2 separate regions of the Homo sapiens genome follow, and region 2 is linked to region 1. Evidence: read pairs that join two places in POLR2A ChIA-PET (ENCODE). Cell type or tissue: A673. All regions are shown on one strand. Region 1 overlaps ANKFY1 (ankyrin repeat and FYVE domain containing 1). Region 2 has its middle 22 kb from the start of UBE2G1.

What was found. ChIA-PET counts read pairs that join two places held together with the same protein. Peaks named below come from ENCODE experiments on the same cell type or tissue, not always from the same donor. Only the 100,000 strongest peaks of a DNase experiment are listed, where the experiment ranks them.
Region 2: POLR2A ChIA-PET joins it to region 1 with 6 read pairs; 4 of 35 experiments call an interaction of 5 or more read pairs at or near these places.

What each region holds. Positions count from the first base shown.
Region 1 is chr17:4,197,875-4,202,874 of GRCh38, reverse strand. All of the region lies in intron 7 of ANKFY1 (ankyrin repeat and FYVE domain containing 1), which reads left to right. It also overlaps the pseudogene LOC100420060. Among named protein-coding and RNA genes, the nearest start is that of CYB5D2, 57 kb to the right of the region's middle. In A673, CTCF peaks have their summits at 2,676 and 2,876 (motif pointing left); a DNase peak (open chromatin) is centred at 2,844; H3K27ac peaks cover 459 bases.
Region 2 is chr17:4,386,083-4,391,082 of GRCh38, reverse strand. No RefSeq gene overlaps it. Among named protein-coding and RNA genes, the nearest start is that of UBE2G1, 22 kb to the right of the region's middle. In A673, no CTCF peak of the experiment used is centred here; no DNase peak of the experiment used is centred here.

The DNA.
Region 1 (5,000 bases):
AAATTTTTTTTTATCATGCTATCCATCTGAATCCAGTCATTCATAGGTTTTCATATACCTGTGCAGTATTGCCCAGTTTATCTTCTGTATGTTTGGTGTATTATACATTTTTCATTAACCTATCTTTTCTTAGCTTTACTGTGTATTTATCTCTCTTTTTTTTTTTTTTTTTTTTTTTGAGACGGAGTTTCGCTCTGTCGCCCAGGCTGAAGTGCAGTGGCACAATCTCGACTCACTGCAAGCTCCGCCTCCCGGGTTCACGCCATTCTCCTGCCTCAGCCTCCCGTGTAGCTGGGACTACAGGCGCGCGCCACCATGCCCGGCTAATTTTTGTATTTTTAGTAGAGACGGGGTTTCACCGTGTTAGCCAGGATGGTCTCGATCTCCTGACCTCGTGATCCGCCCGTCTCGGCCTCCCAAAGTGATGGGATTACAGGCGTGAGCCACTGCGCCCGGCCTCTTTTTTTTTTTTTTAAGACACAGTCTTGCCCTGTCACCCAGGCTGCAGTGCAGTGCTGCAATCTCGGCTCACTGCAACCTCCGCCTCCCGGGTTCAAGCGATTCTCCTGCCTCAGCCTCCCTAGTAGCTGGGATTACAGGCACATGCCACTACGCTTGGCTAATTTTTCTATTTTTGTAGCGATTGGGTTTGCCATGTTGGCCAGGCTGGTCTCAAACCCCTGGCCTCAAGTGAAATGCCCGCCTCGGCCTCCCAAAGTGCTGGGATTACAGTCAGGAGCCGCTGCGCCCGGCCACTATGTATTTGTGTCTTAGTTTGGAATATATTTTAAGCTTAAAGGTAATGAAACTACATTAACCCTTCTCCCCTGAGTATCTCATATTTTGGACTTTTCATTAAGGCCCTTTGTCCTAATAATTCTAAAGTTTCTTTCTACTCCCAGAATGTAAGTGGCCGTCTCTAGGATATTTAGTTGTATTGCTAATATATTGTTGTCTTTACATATTTTTTCCTATACCAAATCCGTGTGGAGTTTGTTCATGCTACAGAGTAGGACCCTCTGCGTATATGTATAAATGGATAGCAAAAGCCTGACCTAGCCTAACCCCCTATATGCATGTTACCTGCTGCCTGCAGTGCTTTACTGCCTCTGTACTGTGAAGAAATCTAAGCTTTGATACTGGGAAAGATTGCAACCTTCTGCACCCCTTACCCCACCCAAAACGGGAGCAGAAGAATGAAAATATTTCAAGAGAAGGGACTTACTGGAAAATTGTTAAGTTACCTGAAGTCATGATTCATTCAAATAAGAGCCTTTCTGATAAAGTAGAACCCAATAGCCCTAACCAGTCAAATCCATTTTCTTCTCAAACATTTCCCAGGTTCTGTTTTGTATAAGACAGTGTGAATACAAAAAAAAAAAAAAAAAAAAAAAATCAGACACAGGCCAATCTAGCATCTGAGGAGCGAGTCAGCATCTGAGGCCTCTTGTCTGCCCCAGTGCCAGAGCCCACATTCTCTAGCAAGATGGTCTCTTGGAAGAAAGCATAGAGCAGATGGGAAGTGTTGAAAAAGAGACAATCGGCCTGGGCGCAGTGGCTCACGCCTGTCATACCAGCACTTTGGGTGGCCAAGGTGGGAGGATCACTTGAGGCCAGGAGTTTGAGTCCAGCCTGGGCAACATAGTGAGACCTCACCTCTACAAAAATATTTTCAAATGAGCCAGGCAGGGTGGCATGCGCCTGTACCCCTAGCTACTTGGGAGGCTGAGGCAGGAGGATTTCTTGAGGCTGGGAGGCTGAGGTTGCAGTGAGCCATGATGGTACCACTGCACTCCAGCTTGACCAACAGAGTGAGACCCTGTCTCAAAAACCAAAAACCAAAACAAAAGCAAATGATTTTCTAATTTCATACCTACTGAGAACCAGATGAAACCTGTATATTCAAATGAAAATGGGCACAGGAATACAGGCAACAGACCTGAGAGAGCTTTACCACTCCTGAAACCCCATTCTAGATATTCAGACTGTAGATATGTAGTCGAAGGAGATGAAATGATATCGTAAGATATGAAAGGAAAACTTTGGAAGAGAGAGAAAATCATCGTCTCGAGTTGTGATTCAAAGGAGTCTGCACTCACAATTCTAACAATTAGGAACCGAAGCATCCTGATGCAAAGACAAAAGCACATCCTATGGAAAGATCCATAAATTAAAGAAGTTCCAAGGCAGCTTCAACAATCTAGCATTCATCGCAAGGTCACCCACACATTTAAGGAGTATAGTCAACTCTCATGGGACCAGCAAATCAAACTCTAGGACGTTGTTCTGCATGCTGGGGATCATCCAGCTGAAGAAGGATGTGATTTGCAAGAAATTCATCCTGTAGACCTTGGTGAAATGGAGACGGAATCTGCAGAAAGTACCTCTGAATCCCAGCTCTTGGGTTAACTTGCTATCACCCATCAGAGTCACACATGGGGACTTCAAGTTGCAAGTTGCAAATGATTTTTATTTGGAAGATGTTTAACTGAACCCTTGAAAGACTTTCCAGGCCAGGTGCCGTGGCTCACGCCTGTAATCCCAACACTTTGGGAGGCTGAGGTGGGCGGATTGCTTGAGCCCAGGAGTTCAAGACCAGCTTGGGCAATGGTAGCAAAACCCACCTCTACCAAAAACACAAAAAAATTAGCCGGGTATGTTGGCGTGCACCTGTAGTCCCAGCTACTCAGGAGGCTGAGCTGGGAGGATCAACTGAGCCCTGGAAGTTGAGGCTGCAGTGAGCCGTGATGATGACACTGCACTTCAGCCTGGGTGACAGAGTGAGACCCTGTCTCAAAAACAAAAAAAAAATCCCCAAAACCCAACTTTCCCGATATGAGCTCATTGATGCCACCTGGAGGCTACTGAGAGCAATTGCTTTCACCCAGCAAGGCGTGATGCCCCAAGCCTTTGTAACAGGTTTCTGTTCTGTGTGTTATGATGCTTTGCTATTCTTGCCTTGTTTTCTTAAGAAACATACATTTTATATATACATGGTGTTTGCGTGTTTTAAATGTTAAATATAACTAAATCCAAGAAAGACTGAACTTTTAATCTTACAACAAATTTAATTGCTTAATCCTTGTCATCCTCCAAGTTAACTTGACAAGTAAACTTTAACTGGTTTTTCAGAAGTATTTTTTAACACTAAATGGCCACTTGTCAGATTGCTTAGTTCCGAGTTTAACCATGTATTTGTAGAACCAATCTAGAGTCAATTTCTCTTTACTAGTGTCTGACAAAGTATTTTCACAAATGTGTACCATTAACATTTTCATCTTAATTCTTGGCCTTTTGTCAACATGTCAAGGTAGTTTTTTTCACTCCTACAGAGCATAAATAGTCAAAGATGGTAAATGAAACTATTAAAATTAATGAATTTTGGCCAGACACAGTGGCTTATGCCTGTAATCCCAGCACTTTGGGAGGCTGAGACAGGTGGATCCCTTCAGCCCAGGGGTTGGAGACCAGCCTGGGCAACATGGTGAAACCCCATCTCTACTAAAAATATAAAAAATAAGCCAGGCATGGTGGCATGCGTGCCTGTAGTCTCAGCTATTCAGGAGACTGAGTTAGGAGAATCCTCTGAGCCAAGAAGTTGAGTCTGCAATGAGCCGTGATCGTGCCAGTGCACCAGCCTGGGTGGCGGGGGTGAGACTCTGTCTCAAAAAATAAGAAGAAGAATGGTTTTTCTGTAAGTTACTCAGCCTTTGTTGAGTCAGGATCTCTCTCTGTCACCCAGGCTAGAGTGCAGTGGCACAGTCATAGCCCACTGCAGTCTCGAACTCTGGGGCTCAAGCGATCCTCCCACCTCATCCTCCTGAGTAGCTGGAACCACAGCTGTTGTCACCGCTCCTTGCTAAGTTTTTTTTTGTAGAGATGGGGTCTCCCCATGTTGCCAGGCTGGTCTTGAACTCTTGGGCTCAAGTGATCCTCCCACCTCGGCCTTCCAAAGACCTGGGATGTTATTCAGTCTTAATTTGATATCTGTAAATTGTCCTAGGTAGACTCTTATCTGTAATACTCCAAGAGGTAAGTCAATGGAAGGGATTTAGAAAGAAATTTTGTTTCCACAACAAGGTTATTTACCATGTGAAATTTTTGTAAATAGTAATGTGTACAGATACTCTGTTCAAATATTTCATTGTAAACTTCTTATTAAGTCAGTTATGTGTATATAATGAGATTACAAAACTAAAAAGAGGCCGGGCACGGTGGCTCACATCTGTAATCCCAGCATTTTGGGAGGCCGAGGCAGGTGGTTTTCCTGAGCTCAGGAGTTTGAGACCAGCCTGTACATCATGGTGAAACCCCGTCCCTACTAAAATACAAAAAATTAGCCAGGTGTGGTGGCACATGCCTATAGTCCCAGCTGCTTGGGAGGCTGAGACATGAGAATTGCTTGAATTTCGGAGGCGGAAGTTGCAGTGAGCTGAGATTGCACCACGGCACTCCAGCCTGGGTGACAGAGCAAGGCTCTGTCTGAAAAAAAAAAAAATCTAAAAAGAAAATAAATTTTATAATAATAAAACAGACATGGGATTACTCTGAGTAGGAACGTGAATGCAAGTACAGCAGAATGGGGGTAGGTGTTGCTTAGTTAGGTACAAGCTGTGGTCAGGAAATAAGAAAGAAAGAGAAAGAGAGAGAGAAATTGTGTAGGGAGGGATCCTGGAAACCCTTCTGAGAGATGACCGAAGGAGGCCTTTGAAGAGTAGAAGCCTAGTGTTCTTTTTTTTTTTTTTAAGACGGAGTTTTGCTCTTAATCCCCAGGCTGGAGTGCAATGATGTGGTCTCAGCTCACCGCAACCTCCACCCCCTGGGTTCAAGCGAATCTCGTGCCTCAGCCTCCCAAGTAGCTGGGATTACAGGCGTGCACCACCACGCCCGGCTAGTTTTGTATTTGTAGTAGAGACGGGGTTTTTCCCTGTTGGTCAGGCTGGTCTCCAACTCCCGACCCCAGGTGATCCGCCCACCTCGGCCTCCCAAAGTGTTGGGAC
Region 2 (5,000 bases), 190 kb before region 1:
AAAAAAAAAAAAATTAGCCAGGTGTGATGGTGTGCACCTGTAGTCCCAGCCACTTGGGAGGCTGAGGTGGAGCATCGCTTGAGCTCAGGAGGTGGAGGTTGCAGTGAGCCAAGACTCCAACCTGGGTAATAGAGCAAGATTCTGTCTCAAAAAAAAAAAAAAATTTATAGGCTGGGCGTGGTGGCTTATGCCTGTAAATCTAGCACTTTGGGAGGCTGAGGCGGGTGGATCACGAGATCAAGAGATGGAGACCATCCTGGCCAACATGGTGAAACCCTGTCTCTACTAAAAATACAAAAATTAGCTGGGCATGGTGACGGGCGCCTGTAGTCCCAGCTACTCGGGAGGCTGAGGCAGGAGAATCACCTGAACCCAGGAGGCAGAGGTTGCAGTGAGCCGAGATCGAGCCACTGCACTCCAGCCTAGTGACAGAGCGAGACTCTGTCTCAAAAAAAAAAAAAAATTTTATATATATACACACACACACACACACACACGTAAATGTTACATATGTATTAAATGTCTCTAGAAAGATAAATAAGAAAGAGGTAACAACAGTGGGTGTCCTAGGGTGAAGCACTGTGAGACCAGGGATAGCAGTGGGAGGGAGACTGAATTTTTGGTGCCTTTTGACTTTTATGCATATATTTCATATGTATACATGAAATATGTATTTCATATTTTATATGTAAAAAGTATATATGCATATGTAAATAATTTCAAAAGCAAGCAACTTTTCTCCCGCAGTGTTCCACTAGAGAAGATGATAAACATATTAAATAGCTGCATGGCCCTGGGCCAGGTCCTCCCTCTCCCTGGACCTCAGTTTCTCGTTTAGACAATGGGAGTTTTGGATCAGGAGACTATTCCTACACTCTTCCTAAATCTTACTTCTAATCAGCCAAATGAATACTGGTGCAGTGACCATAAGATAACATTTGGCTGGGCGCAGTGGCTCACACCTGTAATCCCAGCACTTTGGGAGGCTGAGGCGGGCAGATCACCTGAGGTCAGGAGTTTGAGACCAGCCTGGCCAACATGGTGAAACCCCGTCTCTACTAAAAATACAAAAATTATTCGGGTATGGTGGCACGCTTGTAATCCCAGTGCCACTCAAGAGGCTGAGGCAGGAGAATCACTTGAACTCAGGAGGTGGAGGTTGCAGTGAGCCGAGATTGCGCCACTGCACTCTAGCCTAGGCGACACATCCAGACTCCACCTGCAAAAAAAAAAAAAAAAAAAAGCCGGGTGCGGTGGCTCACACCTGTAATCCTAGCACTTTGGGAGGCCGAGGCAGGCAGATTGCCTGAGCTCAGGAGTTCAGACCAGGCTGGGCAACACGGTGAAACCCCGTTTCCACTAAAATAAAAAAAACTAGCTGGGCGTGGCAGTGTGCGCCTGTAATCCCAGCTACTTGGGAGGCTGAGGCAGAATTGTTGAACCCGGGAGGCAGAGGTTGCAGTGAGCAGAGATTGAGCCACGGCACTCCAGCCTGGCAACAGAGCAAGATTCCATCTAAAAAAAAAAAAAAGAAAATATTTGATGGCATGCAGGGGGGATAATATAAAATGACATTGTTGAAACCAGGATGCAGTGCCCATCACCCGAGGGACAGGGTCATTTCTCTGGCACCGAGCAGGAGCCCATAGGCAAAGCTGCATCTGCCTGGGCTGGTGGATCCTGACGGGGCCCTGCTAGCTTCTGTGGAGGGTCGGCTCCCCAGGCCTTGGCAGCTTCTCCTGCCTCTGCCCACTGAGGCCCTAGTCTGGCCCAGGGGCGGAGCTGAAGCCTGGCCTATCCCTGGCTTCCTCCTTACTCTATCAGGCTCTGCATAGTTTACCTGTCTGCCTGGACTCTCCTCCCCGCCTTCTTTTGCCCATTCAAAGGAGGTAGCTCTTGCCTCATGCTAAAGCTGGGATCCTACCCAGCTCCTTTCCTGAGCCAGGTCTATGCAGGTGGCTGGGAGACCCGAGATGCCCGGCCACAGCAATCTGAGGCCTCAGAGTACACACAAGACCCAGCCTCAGCAGGAAGCCACCTTGTTCCAAAGTACTGGGTCTTCCTCTTAATATAGTACTGGGCCTTTCTCTTAATATTAGAAGCCAAAGGAAAAATACACGGGAATCAGAGGAGTCAAAACTGGACACATTTCCTGCTCCTCATTCCCCCTTCTTTTCGTCCTAAGTTTGGAATCAGGACTTGAGTTCCTGTCCTAAATTAGCCCTGGCTCCCTGAAGAAGTCACTCCCCTTCTTGGGGCCTCATCTGCAAGAAGAGGGGCTTGGGCCCAGACAGCTACGTATTAACAGGTGTCTCCAGGTGGTTCCAATGCAGCTCGTCAGTGACAGGCTTTTTTTTTTTTCAGATAGAGTCTCACTCTTTCGCCAGGCTGGAGTGCAGTGGCGTGATCTCAGCTCACTGCAACCTCCACCTCCAGGTTCAAGCAATTCTCCTGCCTCAGCCTCCTGAGTAGCTGGGATTACAGGCATGCGCCACCATGCCCAGCTAATTTTGTTTTTGTATTTTTAGTAGAGACGGGGTTTCACTGTGTTAGCCAGGATGGTCTCAATCTCCTGACCTTGTGATCCGCCCGCCTCAGCCTCCCAAAGTACTGGGATTGCAGACATGAGCCACTGCGCCCAGCCTCTAGTGACAGGCTTTAAGAAGCAGCTGCGGCCCGGCACGGTGGCTCACACCTGTAATCTCTGCACTTTGGGAGACTGAGGCAGGCGGATCCCTTAAGGTCAGGAGTTCGAGACCAGCCTGGCCGACACGGTGAAACCCTGTCTCTACTAAAAATACAAAAATTAGCCGGGCATAGTGGTGGGCACCTGTAATCCCAGCTACTGTGGAGGCTGAGGCAGGAGAATTGCTTGAACCCAGGAGGCGGAGGTTGCAGTGAGCTAAGATCGTGCCATTGTGCTCCAGCCTGGGCAACAGAGAGACTCTGTCTCAAAAAAAAAAAAAAAAAAAAAGATAAAGGGCAAAAGGGCAAACCCAGTGTGTTGCAACAACTGGAATGAATCTTAAAATAATTATGCCAGCTTGGGCAACGTAGTCAGACCCCTGTCTCTACAAAACATTTCAAAATTAGCCAGGAGTGGTGGTATGTGCTGGTAGTCCCAGCTACCTGGGAGGCTAAAGCAGGAGGATTGCTTGAACCCAGGAATGTGAGGCTGCAGTGAGCCATGATTTTACCACTATACTCCAGCCTGGGAGACAGCAAGACTCTGTCTCAATAATAATAATAATAATAAATTAATTAATTAAAAATAAATAAATGGCCAGGCACAATGGCTCACGCCTGTAATCCCAGCACTTTGGGAGGCCAAGGTGGGTGGATCATGAGGTCAGGAGTTTGAGACCAGCCTGGCCAACATAGTGAAACCCCCATCTCTACTAAAAATACAAAAATTAGCCGGGTGTGATGGCGGGTGCCTGTAGTCCCAGCTACTCGGGAGGCTGAGGCAGGAGAATCGCTTGAACCCGGGAGGCAGAGGTTGCAGTGAGCCAAGATTGCACCACTGCACTCCAGCCTGGCGACAGAGCGAGACTCCATCTCAAAAAAAAATAAATAAATGAAATAAAAATAAATAAATAAGTACAATAATTATGCTGAGTGAAAGAAGACCAAAGAGAGTACATATGTTTGCTTTCATTTACAAAAAATTCTAGAAAGTGACAGAACGGGGATCAGAAAGTGGCTGGAGTGAAAGGAAAGAGAGAAAGATTACAGCAAGGCACAAAGAAACTTTTAGGTGTGATGGAGAGGTTTATTATCTTAATTGAGTGATGTTTTCGTGAGTGCTTACATATGTCAAAACTCGTAAGTTGTATGTCAATTATCAGGTCATTTTAAAAGGTGGTTATGAAGGAACACGTGTTGAGCATACCCTAAATGCAGCCAGACACTGAAGTTGCTTGTGGAAATCAACTGGATGCTTTTTTTTTTTTTTTTTTTTTTTTTTGAGATGGAGTCTTGCTCTGTTGCCCAGGCTGGAGTGCAGTGGCATGATGGCTCACTGCAACCTCTGCCTCCTGGGTTCAAGCAATTCTCCTGCCTCAGCCTCCCGAGTAGCTGGGATTACAGGCACTCGCCACCACACCCTGCTAATTTTTGTATTTTTTGGTAGGGACGAGGTTTCACCATGTGGGCCAGGCTGGTCTCAAACTCCTGACCTCAAGTGACCCACCAGCCTCGGCCTCTCAAAGTTCTGGGATTACAGGCATGAGCTGCTGCGCCTGCCCGTGGATGCTTTTAAGAACAAAGAAAAGAAAACCCAACTTGAAGTGAAACAAACAATAATAAAATGTACTATCTCATCTACCTGGAAAACCAGAGGCTACAGGTACAGTTTGACTGCTCCCCTCCTAGTACCAGACGCTATATTGAGCTACATCATGGAAGCCTCATAATTGTCACGGAACTTAGCTACAACAACAGAATCTACTCTAACTAGTTTAAGCAGCCAAGGAATGTATTTAAAGATATAAATGACTCACACAGTCTCTGAGAGGGATAGAGAATTGGGCTTGGAGGCTACTTGGCCAGGAACAATACCCAAATTTTGCTCCTGGACTGTTATCAGCACAGCCTCTGCTTTTTGCCATCAATAGCCACTGCAGCTCAAAAGTGGAAGGAGTATCTCTACTCCTGGGGCCTCCACTCCCACTGCCCTCAAAAGCTCTGTGTCAGCCAGGCACGGTGCCTCACGCCGGTAATCCCAGCACTTTGGGAGGCCGAGGCAGGTGGATCACAAGATCAGGAAATTCAGACCGTCCTGCCTAACACAGTGAAACTCCGTCTCTACTAAAAATACAAAAAATTAGCCAGGCGTGCTGGTGGGCACCTGTAGTCCCAGCTACTTGGGAGGCTGAGGTAGGAGAATCGCATGGACCCAGGAGGCGGAGGTTGCAGTGAGCCGAGATCGTGCCACTGCACTCTAGCCTGGGTGATAGAGACTCTGTCTGAAAACAAACAAAATAAACAAACAAAAAAAT